Regions from separate parts of the Homo sapiens genome. Here region 1 is linked to region 2. Evidence: chromatin contacts called from ENCODE Hi-C or POLR2A ChIA-PET data. All regions are on one chromosome and are shown on one strand. Each heading gives the region's core, a stretch centred on a gene start or an enhancer-like site at or near the end of the contact. The rest is flanking DNA. Distances are from core to core; before and after follow the strand shown.

Region 1 (6,522 bases), core at 3,273-5,772, 500 kb before region 2:
ACGGCCTGTTGTTGTGATTGTGTGTCACTTCTTAATAAATTCCCCTTCTTATATACATACATCCTATTAGTTCTGTCCCTCTAGAGAACCCTAATACAACCAGTGTACCTGCCTACAAAGGAACAATGTTGCTCTGCACACTCTCAGACTCCCACTTTGATATTTCTCCTCTCCCTACTGAGTGCCCCTTTTTTTTTTTTTGAGATGGAGTCTCGCTCTGTCGCCCAGGCTGGAGTGCAGTGGCGCGATCTCGGCTCACTGCAAGCTCCGCCTCCCGGGTTCACGCCATTCTCCTGCCTCAGCCTCCCGAGTAGCTGGGACTACAGGCGCCTGCCACCACGCCCGGCTAATTTTTTTTGTATTTTTAGTAGAGACGGGGTTTCACCGTGTTAGCCAGGATGGTCTCGATCTCCTGACTTCGTGATCCGCCCATCTCGGCCTCCCAAAGTGCTGGGATTACAGGCGTGAGCCACCGAGCCCGGCCGAGTCCCTTTTATTCTTCTCTCCTCTCATCAGAAAATTATCTCAGAAAAGGATCAATATGTTTTGAAACTTGGTGCACATATGAATGAATGAATGTCTCCAAGGGTGTTTTCATTTTAGACACCATTGTTGATTTAGAGGTTTTATTCCTTTATACAAAAAAAAATCTCAAGTCTAAGTCTGCAGATGGGTAAGGATTGACGCAAAGGTAGGAAAGGAGGGGAAGACAAAGACCCAAATCTCTGAGATGTGTGTGTCCAAACCTGGACACTGGCCTTTCACCACCTAGATGGTTTTTTTCTCTACGTTAGCCTCATTGCCCACAGATGGGGCCTCTCATAAATATTGATAAAATTATTTAAATTTATTTGTAAGAGTTTTAGTGTTTTACATTGGGATCCAATGAATTGTTAGCATTTTAATAAATAATGACATTAATATATAAGGATTTAATAACATGTAATATCATTTTAATACATATTAATAATTAATAAAATGATATTTTAATAAATAACATGTATATGTATATAAGGATTTAATAATTACATGTAATATATGTATATAAGGATTACATTATGAGTTAAGGATTATGAATTAAGAAATAGTTTTATTTCTTAAGAAATATTTTAATATTTTAAGAAATAAAACTATTTCTTAATTCAACATCTGCATTTTCTTATAAACTTTTCACAAAATTGTTGCCAATGAAAAATCTACATTGCAACCATATTCACATCATAATTTGTGTTCCTGGTTGAATAACCAGATCCATTTTCATGAAGTAGCCTGAACATCTGTTCCCCACCATGAGACCAGGTGGAGCTTTGGAGAGCAATGAATGTCACCTCTTAGTTGCACGTTATAAACTAATACATACTAAGCGTGCTGTTTGTCTGCCTTTTCCTTTCTCCAAGTATCTGAGGGCTTCACGTCATATCCAGGAGAAGTGGGAAGGAATTGTTCAAAACTTTTATTATTTTACACAGGAAATTTTAAACATTTAAAAATAAGCATATTTCATACTTTGATTTGGATACTACACAGGCCACTTGGTTACTAAGAGTGACTTTCTTTGAAACTCTCTACCCCCCTGGGAGTCCGCAACATGATTCTTTAATTTCACAAATACTTATTAAGCAACAGCTATCTGCTAGGTCCTGGGGATTCCCCGAGGAAGAAGAGCGATGCAAACCCTGCCCTCATGGAGCTTATATTTTAGCAGGAAAGATGAACATTAAGCAACAACAAAAACAAGTGTTAATTTATAACTATGGCAACTTCTGTGAAGGACAAACACAGCAGACTTATTAGAGGGGATGGCAGTATCAGACCTGGTGTGGGTAGGGCGTCAGGGAAGCTAGCCCTAAGGAAGCCACGTATGAGCAAGGCTTATTCTCCCAACATGCTCTTACTATCCTTCTCAGTCTGTTTAATGAGCTCCTCTTCCTCCACCAGCTCCTTCTGTGTTGGCATTCCCCAGAGAGCTGGTCCAGCTTACCGTCCGTCTCCCAACACATACTCACCCTAGTGATTTTATCCATGATCATAATTTCTACCACTGCCTTCCAGTTTGTGACCACAAATTATATACCTCTGGTCCAGGCCCTCTCCCTATCCCCACCAAGCTTCAAACACATCTTTGACTACCTGTTGGAATCTCCTGAAGGAGACAGACACGCCTCAAACTCCATACGTCTAAAACGAGCTCACTGACTTCCGCCAAACCAGGCTTTTCTTCTCTAGTCTCTGTCCTGTGACCATGGCCTCACCATCGACCTGGGAGCTTCCTGTGTCCTCCCGCTTTTTTACTCTTCAAATCCAGTTAACCACCAAATCCTGCCAAGTTCATTTCTTACATCAGGGTCAAATCAGTCCCTTTCTTTCCATCCCTTCTACAACTGCCCTCGTTCAAGTGGCCTCCATCTCTTGCCACCACCATAGCAACCAGCAACCTAGCTGGTTTTCCTGAATCTAGTTTGATGCCCCAACGCTGTTTTTCACAAGGTCAGTGAGTGATTCTCTCTGAAATGCCACATCCCCCACCAGCTCATGTCGTTTTACTACATCAGCATCACCCACAGCATTACATCCAAGTTTCATAGCTTTTAATAACCTGCCCACTTCCCACTGGCTCTCTCCATCCTCGTGTGGCATCCCACATTGGATGTCACTCCAACAACACTGCATTGACAGAGCTTTTCACCCACACCTGGCTATGTCACATACCGGCACCTTTACTCCTACTGTCTCCTCTCCCTGATGCCTCCTCTCAACATATCTTTGACTGGTTACGTCATAACCCTCATTTAAAATGCAGCTCAGCAGCTTCCTTTTCCAGGAACCCTTCCTGGATGGCCACCACAACCTGGCCATCTTAAACAGCTCCCTCCTGTCTTCTTTAACCTGCTATGCATCCCTGCATGTTGCATAATGATTAGGAATTAGTCTTTTTTGTACGTCATTATCTCCTAGGGTTCACATATGATGTGTTTGAATTCCCAGAGCTTAGCATAGTGCTGGACACACAGTAAGTACCTAATAAACATCTGCTGACTAAGAAAACAAATAACCCAATTTAAAAAATGGGAAAAAGACCCGAATAGACATCAAAAGATGACATACAAATGGCCAACAGATATATAAAAAATGTTCAACATCACTAAACCTCAGGGAAATGCAAACTAAAACCACAATGAGATATCGCCTTACACCTGTCAGAATGGATGTTATCCAAAAAAAAAAAAAGAAAGAAAGAAAGAAAGAAAAAAGAAAACACGTGTTGGCAAAGATGTGGAGAAAAGAAAACTCTGATATACTGATGGTGGGAAATAAATTAGCACAGATATTATGGAAAACGGTATGAAATTTCCTCAGTAAATTAAAAATAGAACTATAATATCATCCAGCAATCCCACGACTGGGTATATATCCAAAGGAAAATGAATCAGTATGTCAAAGAGACACGTGCACTCCCACAGTCATTGCAACATTCTTATTTACAATAGCCATGACAGGGACTCACCCTAAGTGTTCATCGATGGATAAATGAATGAAGAAAGTATGGTACGGATACACAGTGGAATAACGCTTAGTCTTCAGACAGAAGAAACTTCTATTTGTGACAACACAGGTGAACCTGGAGGGTATTACGTTAAGTGAAATAGGCCAGGCACAGAAAGACAAATACTCCTTGACCTCATTATATGTGCAGTCTAAAAAAGCAGAGAGTAGAATGGAGGTCACCACGGGCCTGGGGCGGAGGTGGGAGTGGGGGTTGGGGAAAGTTGGTCAAAGGATATAAAATTTCAGTTAGACAGGAAGAATAAGTGTAAGAGGTTTATTGTACAACATGGTGACTATAATTAGTAATAATGTATTGTATGCTTGAAAATTGCTAACAGAGTAGATTTTAAGTATTCTTGGCGAGGCATGGTGGTTCACACCTATAATCTCAGCACTTTGAGAGGCTGAGGTGGGAAGATCACTTGAACCCAGGAGCTTGAGACCAGCCTGGGCAGCATAGCAAGACCCCGTCTCTACTAAAAACACAAAAATTATGTTTTTGTGATGTGCACCTGTAGTCCCAGCAACTTGGGAGGCTGAGGTGGGAGGATTGCTTGAGTGTGGGAGGTGGAGGTTGCAGTGAGCCAGCATCACACCACTGCACTCCAGCCTGGACAATAGAGTCAGACCTTGTCAAAAAAAAAAAAAAAAAAGTATTCTCACCGCAAAAAGAGGATAAGTAGGTGAGGTAATGCATATATTAATTAGCTTGAGTTAGCCATTCCACAGTGCATACAGATTTCAAAACATCATGTTGTGCACCACAAATGTATACAATTTTTATTTGGCAATTTAAAAAATAGTAGCAGTTATGAAAATATTTGCTGAATAAATGAATATGTGGAATACCAGGTGTACCAGTCTACCGAGCCTTACCCTAAAGCCGGCTCATTCATTAAAAACCTACTGTGTTCAACGTGTTCAGCTGCTGGGTTGTGGGGAGGAGGTGGAATACAGAAATGAGTAAGACAGCCTGAGCCCCGGAGGAACTCACTGCCAAGTGGCAGAGACAGGTATGTAAACAAAAAATTACAGCATGATGTGATAAGTACTATAATAGAGGTATGCACAAAGTACTAATGGAGCCTAAATTATCCTGCACATTATTCTGTCATTCTAAATATATGGAAGATTGAGCTAACGATGAATGCATTGAGTAAGTCATGGGAAACTCCAGACACCACGTAGGAGAAGATAAGGATGAAAGGAGTCCCACAGTAAAGTAGTCATGGCCACCGGCACAAATAACAGTTTTTCCTGGTAAAGATATAACCCATTTCTTGGCCAGTCACCAAGGGATAAGGTACAAAACGCAGGGAGTCAGGGCAAGGGGCTTGAGTCCAAGCCTGTATATGCTTCAGGACCTGGAGCTGATCAGCCATCAGCTTCTCTGGGGTGTTAATTTCCTTCGGTATGAAATGGGGTTCAGGGAACCTGCAACAGTGACTATCTCATGTCCCAAAGCTGGGACGCCAACTGAACTAAGGGAGCAACTGACCAGGGCTGGCCTCTGAAGAAATGCCCCAACCCCACACAGATTCACACACCCCCACACACACCATGGCGCCAGCTGCAGCGGGAGGGGTTGGACGACACTCCTAGGTGACGTCTGCAGGTTGAGCAGCGATGAGCAGGAAATAGGGACACAGGGCACAGAGTCCTTGAGATTATGGTGAACAAGTCTGCTGAAGTGTGGTTTCATTTTGACACAAGAGAGGGGTTCTCCAGCTGCTGTTGCTAAACAAACAGCTAACCAATATAGCTCTCAGATGTTAAACCTGAAGACAAGGCAAGTCGGCGGGACTTGTACTTGTTCCACCTACCCTCGTAATGTGCACAGAGCCCGTCTCAGATGGCTCATTCCCTTTACAGCTGATCTGTACTTCCACAGTTCTTACAGAACTGTCTTACCTTTGCCCATCCTTGTGCTAATAGTCCCATCATTAAACTCTCAGCTGAGGGAAATGCCTTTTCCTATTGGAACCTTCACTGATGCAGCCAATCACTATGAGCTCCTCCAGGGGTGTCTGATACATCTCTGTGCCCTCAGCACTATTCATGGTAGCAGGTAAATTATAAATGCTAATAGAGATTTGTTGTTTGCCCAACTATCTACCCCAACAGTAACATACTTAGGAGTCCAACTCTCCCCCGGGGCCCGAGCCATGACCCCAGCACAAGCAACCTTAATAAACAGCTTGCCCCCGCCTTCCTCAAAAAATGAACTTCTCTCTTTCTAGGACTGGCAGGTTTCTTTAGGACATGGATTCCCAACTTTGCCCTCCTGGCTCAGCCCCTCTGTGAAGCAGCCAAAGGCCCTCTCAATGAACCCCTAAGCCCCACACACAACATACTTCCCAGTTTCCGTGGACTCCAAACCACTCTCGTCACTGCACCTGCCCTGTCCTTACCCGACATCTCCCAACCCTGCGTTCTCTATGCCACCGAAAACCAAGGAATAGCTCTCGGGGTCTTAGGGCAACAAAAGGGAAATCCTCCTTCCTTTACCCCTGTGGCATACCTCTCAAAACAAACAACACTGTCAGAGGGTGGCCAACCTGTCTTAGAGCATTAGCAGCAGTGGCCATTTTAGCTCTGGAAAGTAAAAAACTAACATTCAGCCAAAGCACCACTGTCCACAGCTCTCACAACTTACAGGATCTCTTCTCCTCCCGGGTGTTAAGCTCCCTCTCTCCTTCCGGAATTCAGTCACTGTATGCCCTCTTTATTGAAAATCCTGAATTCAGCCTCACCAAAAGCGCACCCCTCAACCCAGCATCCCTACTCCCCATATCCTCTTCCCCTCCTACTCATTCTTGCACTGACATTCTGGATCGCCTGCAGCCACACTTCCCTAACATCTCCTCCGAGCCTCTCACTAACCCAGATGACCAACTATTCATAGTTGGCTCATCTTCCGGAGCCCCCGTCTCTCCCAAAATTGCTGGGTATGCAGTAGTTACCTTAAACCATGTA
Region 2 (6,454 bases), core at 2,614-5,113:
ATAGCTTCACTTTGCCTATGATAAAATACTTCCTCATTCTTTGTGTGATTTTCAAGCAACTTAACGACTGTTAGCTTTGCTGAGCTAAATGCAACATCTCATACCAAATTTATTGGCTTGGCAAAGTTACAAATTTTATTACGCAAAAGTTGAGAAAGGAAAGCTGGAGAATGCTAAAAACAGTACAATTTGCTACTGTGTAGTATCTGTATTGGGGGCTCAGCATGTTTTATTTATAGATATCTATTAATACAGAGATACAGAAAGAAATACATAAAAAATAGTTTTATCAAATACTTTCCAGCATTCAAGTGTAGCCTCAAAAGCAAGAATAGGCCAGGAGTGGTGGCTCACGCCTGTAATCACAGCACTGTGGGAGGCCAAGGTAAGAGGATTGCTTGAGGCCAGGATTTCAAGACCAGCCTAGGCAACATAGTGAGATCCCTATCTCTACGAAAAAATTTTAAAACTTAGCTGGGCATGGTGGCTTGAGCCTGTTGTCCCAGCTACTCAGGAGGCTGAAGTAGGAGTGTCACTTGAGCCCAGGAGGTTGAGGCTGCAGTGAGCTATAACTGCACCACTGCACTCCAGCCTTGGAGACAGAGTGAGACCCTGTCCCCAAAAAAATTAAAATTGAGAAAAAAAAAAAAGGCAAGAACAGCCACAGCAAACTTTCTATTGGGGAAAAAAAAAAATCCTCCTCTTTACATCTCTCCCTTCCTTCCCTTCCCTTTCTGAGAGTGACTGTGGCCAAAAGGAGCATTTTCCCCCTGCAGTCCTCTGAGGGGTGGGGTGGGGCTATGAAGCTATCCTTCATATTCACTCCTTTGTCCAGCTCTTTTCACCTCTAGTTCTTCTCCCCGCATCTCTGTCTAGCAGTGCCTTAAGTGGAGGAGGGGTGGGGGCATCAAGCTTGTAAAACTGGTTTGTTGGGGTTCTCCTTCTCCCCTCATTTCTTGATTCTTGGGAAAATGTCTTGCTGGGAGGCTGCCTGGCAGTGCCCTAGCTGCCTTCTGTGGGCTTGAATGGGGCTTCCCTCTGCCCCTACAGGAGGAAAAGGGAGCTGCTGCCAGAGGGAGAAATGGAGAGATGGACAGAGAAGGCAGGTGCCACCCCTCGCCCCTGACACACAAAGAAAAAGACACGGAAATTCTCTCTCTCTCTTCTCTTCTCCTATCTCTCTCTCTCTCCCTCTCTCTCTCTCTCTCTCTCTCTCACACACACACACACACACACACACACACACACACACACACAGGCGCGCGCGCGCGCGCGCAGGCACACGTCTTGCAAATTCAGGATTCAAAGAGACAGGGGCACCATTATATTTGGCACGGTGGGGCCCTTCCAGGTCTGAAATCCTGCATTCTTCCTTACTATTTACTTTCCCCGAGCTCGAGAAGGGCCAGGTGTGGGCGGATGGCTGGCCACGTTTTGTGTTTCCAATTCATATTCACGGGATGACACAGACGGGGCGTGGTGAGTGCTGTTGGAGGCGCTTGGGCAGTTTCATTTTGCCCCACTTCTCCACCTGAAGGCTGGGCGTTGCTGGAACCTGCAGGGGCAGCCTCAGCAAGGTGGGGTGGCGTGGAGTGGGGTGGGAGAAGGGACTCCAGCTGAAGTAGAACCCAGGCTGGACCTGAGAATATTGGGGAGGGCATGGGCGGTGGTTTCCGGGTAGGGGCCTTGAGAACATGTTGGTCCTGACTGTTGTCAGTGTTTGGTCAAAGTTGCCAAAAGGTTAAAAAAAAAAAAGTAGGGGGAGTCCCTGCCAAGACATATTTCCCAGGCCACCTTTCTTCCGCGGGAGTGTTGGGGGGGAGGCGCTGCTTGGAACCTGTGAATGTGACATCAGCTCTCCTCTCCTCTCCCAAGGTCGGCTTTGGAGAGGGAGGTCAGGGCACCCTTGCCTGGCACAGGCGGCAGCGCTGGCTTCCGGCTCAGTGCCGCCTGTCCTCCGGGAGCTGTGGCCTCCCTGGGCCCCGGGGCTAGGCTGAGGTAAGCGCACAGCGGAGGCCAGGGGCCCCGGCAGAGGCCCTGGGGATAGGGTGGAGGCATCTCTGGGTGTGGGTGTGGGTGTGGGTGTGGGAGGGAGAGTTCTTGCCTCTCTCTCTCCCATCTCCAACTCTTGCTTCAGTGGCTCTTTTAGAGGATGCATGTCATTATGGACCTGTCGCTGCCACTGTCCCTGTTCCCCCAGCTGTGACTTCGAGGGAGGTCTGGGGATCTGAGTCTGTCCAAACCCACGGCTTTGCTGTTGGGATAAAAACTGTCCTTTTGATTTTAGAAGGAGGAGGGAAAAAAGGTTTCCCAGCATGTGTGTTGTGCCAGTCTTGGAAATTCATCCGTGCTTGAATTCCACCCTCCATCCCCAGAAAAACTGGAGTAAAACAAAAAGAGGAGATGGACAAAGTGTGTATTTGATGGCATCCCCTGGGAAGAGACTCTAAATTTATCCCATAGGTCTTACTGGGCCACTGTGAGCGCTTTGGTGGAGAACAAACAAAAATTCTGGGTGCTCAGTTGTCTAACCTGAAAAATGGGACTAGCGGAAAAAGCCAATGTGTTCCATGCACCTTTTGCTTTCTTTATTAAGGCATGATGTCACCTGTACAGTAACTGCCCTGTGTGTACTTCAGGGGGGGATTTCAAGGTTAGATAGACAGGAAATTGTTTTGAAAATGTAAACACATTATTAAATGTGAAGTATTATCTGATTCCTTGTTCGAATGGCATTTCCTTCTCAGCACCACCTTCCTTGCATATTCACTTAACCTTGTACAAGAACACCTTTTTGCCCTAAATGAAGACACCCCCCCAAAAAAAAGAGTCCCAGAAAATATGTCCCTGCTTGTGCGGGGAATAAATAGAATATTCTGAGGTGCATTCCTCCTTCCTATGTTAGGCAACATTCCTTGACCCTCCTCGGCCCCCAAGCCAGGTTGCGTTTTTTTCTGCCATTTAGAAGGGTTTTCCTTTTTGTCCTAGTAAAACATCAGCCCCTGTAGCTCTTCATCTCCCCCTGGTGTTCTTCTCCCGCCATGTCTTAAGATTGGTGGCACCGACCAATCTTAAGATTTAAGTTCTGTGTGAAAAACACCTTTGCTTTTCAATCAGTTTATCAGCCTCCTCCGCAGGGGAAGTGTGGACACACAAAAGAACTTATCGGGGCTTCTCATCAGTGATAGGGAAAAGACTGGGCATGTGCCTAAACGAGCTCTGATGTTATTTTTAAGCTCCCTTTCTTGCCAATCCCTCACGGATCTTTCTCCGATAGATGCAAAGAACTTCAGCAAAAAAGACCCGCAGGAAGGGGCTTGAAGAGAAAAGTACGTTGATCTGCCAAAATAGTCTGACCCCCAGTAGTGGGGCAGTGACGAGGGAGAGCATTCCCTTGTTTGACTGAGACTAGAATCGGAGAGACATAAAAGGAAAATGAAGCGAGCAACAATTAAAAAAAATTCCCCGCACACAACAATACAATCTATTTAAACTGTGGCTCATACTTTTCATACCAATGGTATGACTTTTTTTCTGGAGTCCCCTCTTCTGATTCTTGAACTCCGGGGCTGGCAGCTTGCAAAGGGGAAGCGGACTCCAGCACTGCACGGGCAGGTTTAGCAAAGGTCTCTAATGGGTATTTTCTTTTTCTTAGCCCTGCCCCCGAATTGTCAGACGGCGGGCGTCTGCCTCTGAAGTTAGCAGTGATTTCCTTTCGGGCCTGGCCTTATCTCCGGCTGCACGTTGCCTGTTGGTGACTAATAACACAATAACATTGTCTGGGGCTGGAATAAAGTCGGAGCTGTTTACCCCCACTCTAATAGGGGTTCAATATAAAAAGCCGGCAGAGAGCTGTCCAAGTCAGACGCGCCTCTGCATCTGCGCCAGGCGAACGGGTCCTGCGCCTCCTGCAGTCCCAGCTCTCCACCGCCGCGTGCGCCTGCAGACGCTCCGCTCGCTGCCTTCTCTCCTGGCAGGCGCTGCCTTTTCTCCCCGTTAAAAGGGCACTTGGGCTGAAGGATCGCTTTGAGATCTGAGGAACCCGCAGCGCTTTGAGGGACCTGAAGCTGTTTTTCTTCGTTTTCCTTTGGGTTCAGTTTGAACGGGAGGTTTTTGATCCCTTTTTTTCAGAATGGATTATTTGCTCATGATTTTCTCTCTGCTGTTTGTGGCTTGCCAAGGAGCTCCAGAAACAGGTAGGCACGCTCGTTGACTTGTAAGTCTCGGAATTACAAGTTAGTGTGTTCTTATCCACCTTCATGCTTTTCTTGCTTCTATTTTTCCCCGTTCTTTTTATGACTGCAGCTTAGAGAGCAAGTGTCTGAGAATTATTGCTGAAAGCTACTTTAAGTCTTCTAGTGTAAAATGTAAAATTCCTCTATTGAATACAATTAGGTGCAATTGACTATAACATGACATTAAAATAACTTATCGTTTTATTATTATTATTCCATTATGTGTTTCCTTGGCTTTTAAAAAATGAGAAGAGTATGGACATATACAATTTAGTCAAATGTATGTTTGTAATATATGTGTTTATACAGGTACACAGGCCATATAGGAACTTAAATCTTATTTAAACACTATTTTAATAGTGTGTTAACGTGTAAAATATTTAAGCATTCCAGCTTGAAGCCAAGGAATTGTATCCAGTCGTTCAAGCAATGTATGTTCAGTAAAATCACCTGCAGAGCAAAAGTCTGTTGACTAACTACCGCCTCCCCCCCCCCCCGCCACCACCCCCCGCAGGCGGTTTCTGGGTGAAGCAGATGTTTTCTTTAAAATTTGTCATCATTGACTTTAGGTTTCTTTTGGCAGGTTTTTGGCACCCAAAACAGTGTGAGCTCTCTTTTCAGCTTTATTCACCTGTGCTGGGAGGGGAGCTAGGATAATTCTTGGCTGCCGAAGGATTTAGGCAGTGCGTGTGCATCTGCCCGGGTCCCCCCCGTTTTTAGGGTCAGTGCACTTTTTTTGTCTTTTCGTGACCCTGACTAAAGAGAAAGGATGTCAAGGGAATGAAAATCCTGGAATGTGTCTGATCATTTGAAATGTACAAAATTGGGCAGATAAGCTGCATGGCTAAATTGTTAGGAGGAAGAGGCAAGGCAGTAGTGGAGAAGGGGGAGGCAGTGGATCCCACACAAGCCTGATGCCCAGGGATTCGGAATTCAAAATCCCCCCAGCCTACCTTCAGTCCCCTGACCTGCTTCTCAGCCCCACCTTAGGTCACTGGTTTCTATGGAGTTACCCTCCTGAATTGAATATTGAATAGTTAATTTCTCTCTCCAATCATTTTCCCCACCTAATTTTGAAAGATATACATCATCTGGGGTACCCTGTGCCCTACACAGCATGTGAAGTGGATGGGTACCCCCTAAAGAGAGGGTCATCCTGAATGGGGAAGTGGCCCCAAAGCTAGGAATAACTGTGATTTCTTGTCTTTAGTCATGTGCCAATGTTAAGTAAGCTTCAGTGGATAGTGCTGTCCTACCAAGTTCCTTGTAGAAGCCAGCCGGATTTTCAACAGGCAGCATTCCACAGCATTTCCCTGAGCCTGCTTCAAGAGGGGTGGGGGAAGTCCCTTTTCAGGTGTTTATCTCCTCTGCATTTGTGTAATCTCCCTGAAGGTGGATAAGCCAAGGGCATGAGGGGGAGGCAAAAGGTGAACTCATGTTAAGGAGGGAAAAAAATAAAGAGCCCTTTTTTCTGTGTTTCTTGCTGATGGCAGGCTGTGTGCTTCATCTGCTTTTATCTGCTCTGCTAGCTCTGACTCTACTGTGATCCAGCATGTCTCTCGGCGTTTGAGGAGACATCCCCCACTGACCTGCTCTTTCTCTCCCCAGCAGTCTTAGGCGCTGAGCTCAGCGCGGTGGGTGAGAACGGCGGGGAGAAACCCACTCCCAGTCCACCCTGGCGGCTCCGCCGGTCCAAGCGCTGCTCCTGCTCGTCCCTGATGGATAAAGAGTGTGTCTACTTCTGCCACCTGGACATCATTTGGGTCAACACTCCCGAGTAAGTCTCTAGAGGGCATTGTAACCCTAGTCATTCATTAGCGCTGGCTCCACTGGAGCCCAGTTTTAGAGTTTCTTTTCTAGGGACTCTGAAGGTAGTCCTTCTAACACCATCCAAGTGCCTCAGTGGGGACAGTTTCCCTCTATTCCTGAAAATAACGACAGCTTCGTTCTTAGCAACCAAGGGGAGGGTCTTCTGAGGCCCCGTAGCTCAGGCTACTCATGATGGGACAAGCAGGAGGCCACTGCACGTTTCAAATGAGGAACTTTCAGTGAGAGGGCCTCAGGGGGACACTCTCACAGTGGCATCTGATGGGGTTTCGGGAATAATTGCCGAGGTCAGATGTGGGTTAGTGCAACCTGTGCTTCTCATGGGAGGGTGGAGACTGAGAGGCAGAAGTGATGATATAGAGGGTTAGAATCACTTAATTTTACTTACAGAA

The links. Hi-C counts contacts between places; a loop is a spot of excess contacts on that map. ChIA-PET counts read pairs that join two places held with the same protein, here RNA polymerase II (POLR2A). Pooled maps may share reads with other maps.
Region 1: a pooled map shows a loop between it and region 2 (4-fold over the local background). The contact joins the enhancer-like site here to the promoter of EDN1 in region 2. A Hi-C loop is called at or near these places in 3 of 168 maps with a recorded cell type or tissue (MCF 10A, PC-9 and endothelial cell of umbilical vein), 1 of 37 single-sample maps with no recorded cell type and 4 of 50 pooled maps. POLR2A ChIA-PET finds 5 or more read pairs at or near these places in 4 of 52 experiments (HEK293, MCF 10A, PC-3 and 1 more).

Annotation. Positions count from the first base shown.
Region 1 is chr6:11,781,074-11,787,595 of GRCh38, forward strand. No RefSeq gene overlaps it. Among named protein-coding and RNA genes, the nearest start is that of ADTRP, 5.5 kb to the left of the region's middle. Within about 2 kb of position 4,523, at least 4 of the 41 ENCODE cell types and tissues checked have a DNase peak (open chromatin) inside an H3K27ac peak, as active enhancers do.
Region 2 is chr6:12,286,498-12,292,951 of GRCh38, forward strand. It overlaps EDN1 (endothelin 1), which reads left to right and starts at 3,864. Exons shown (of 5, transcript NM_001955.5): 1 at 3,864-4,196; 2 at 5,844-6,012. The coding sequence starts at 4,133. RefSeq lists enhancers at 1,472-1,972, 1,973-2,473, 3,617-3,716, 3,727-3,796.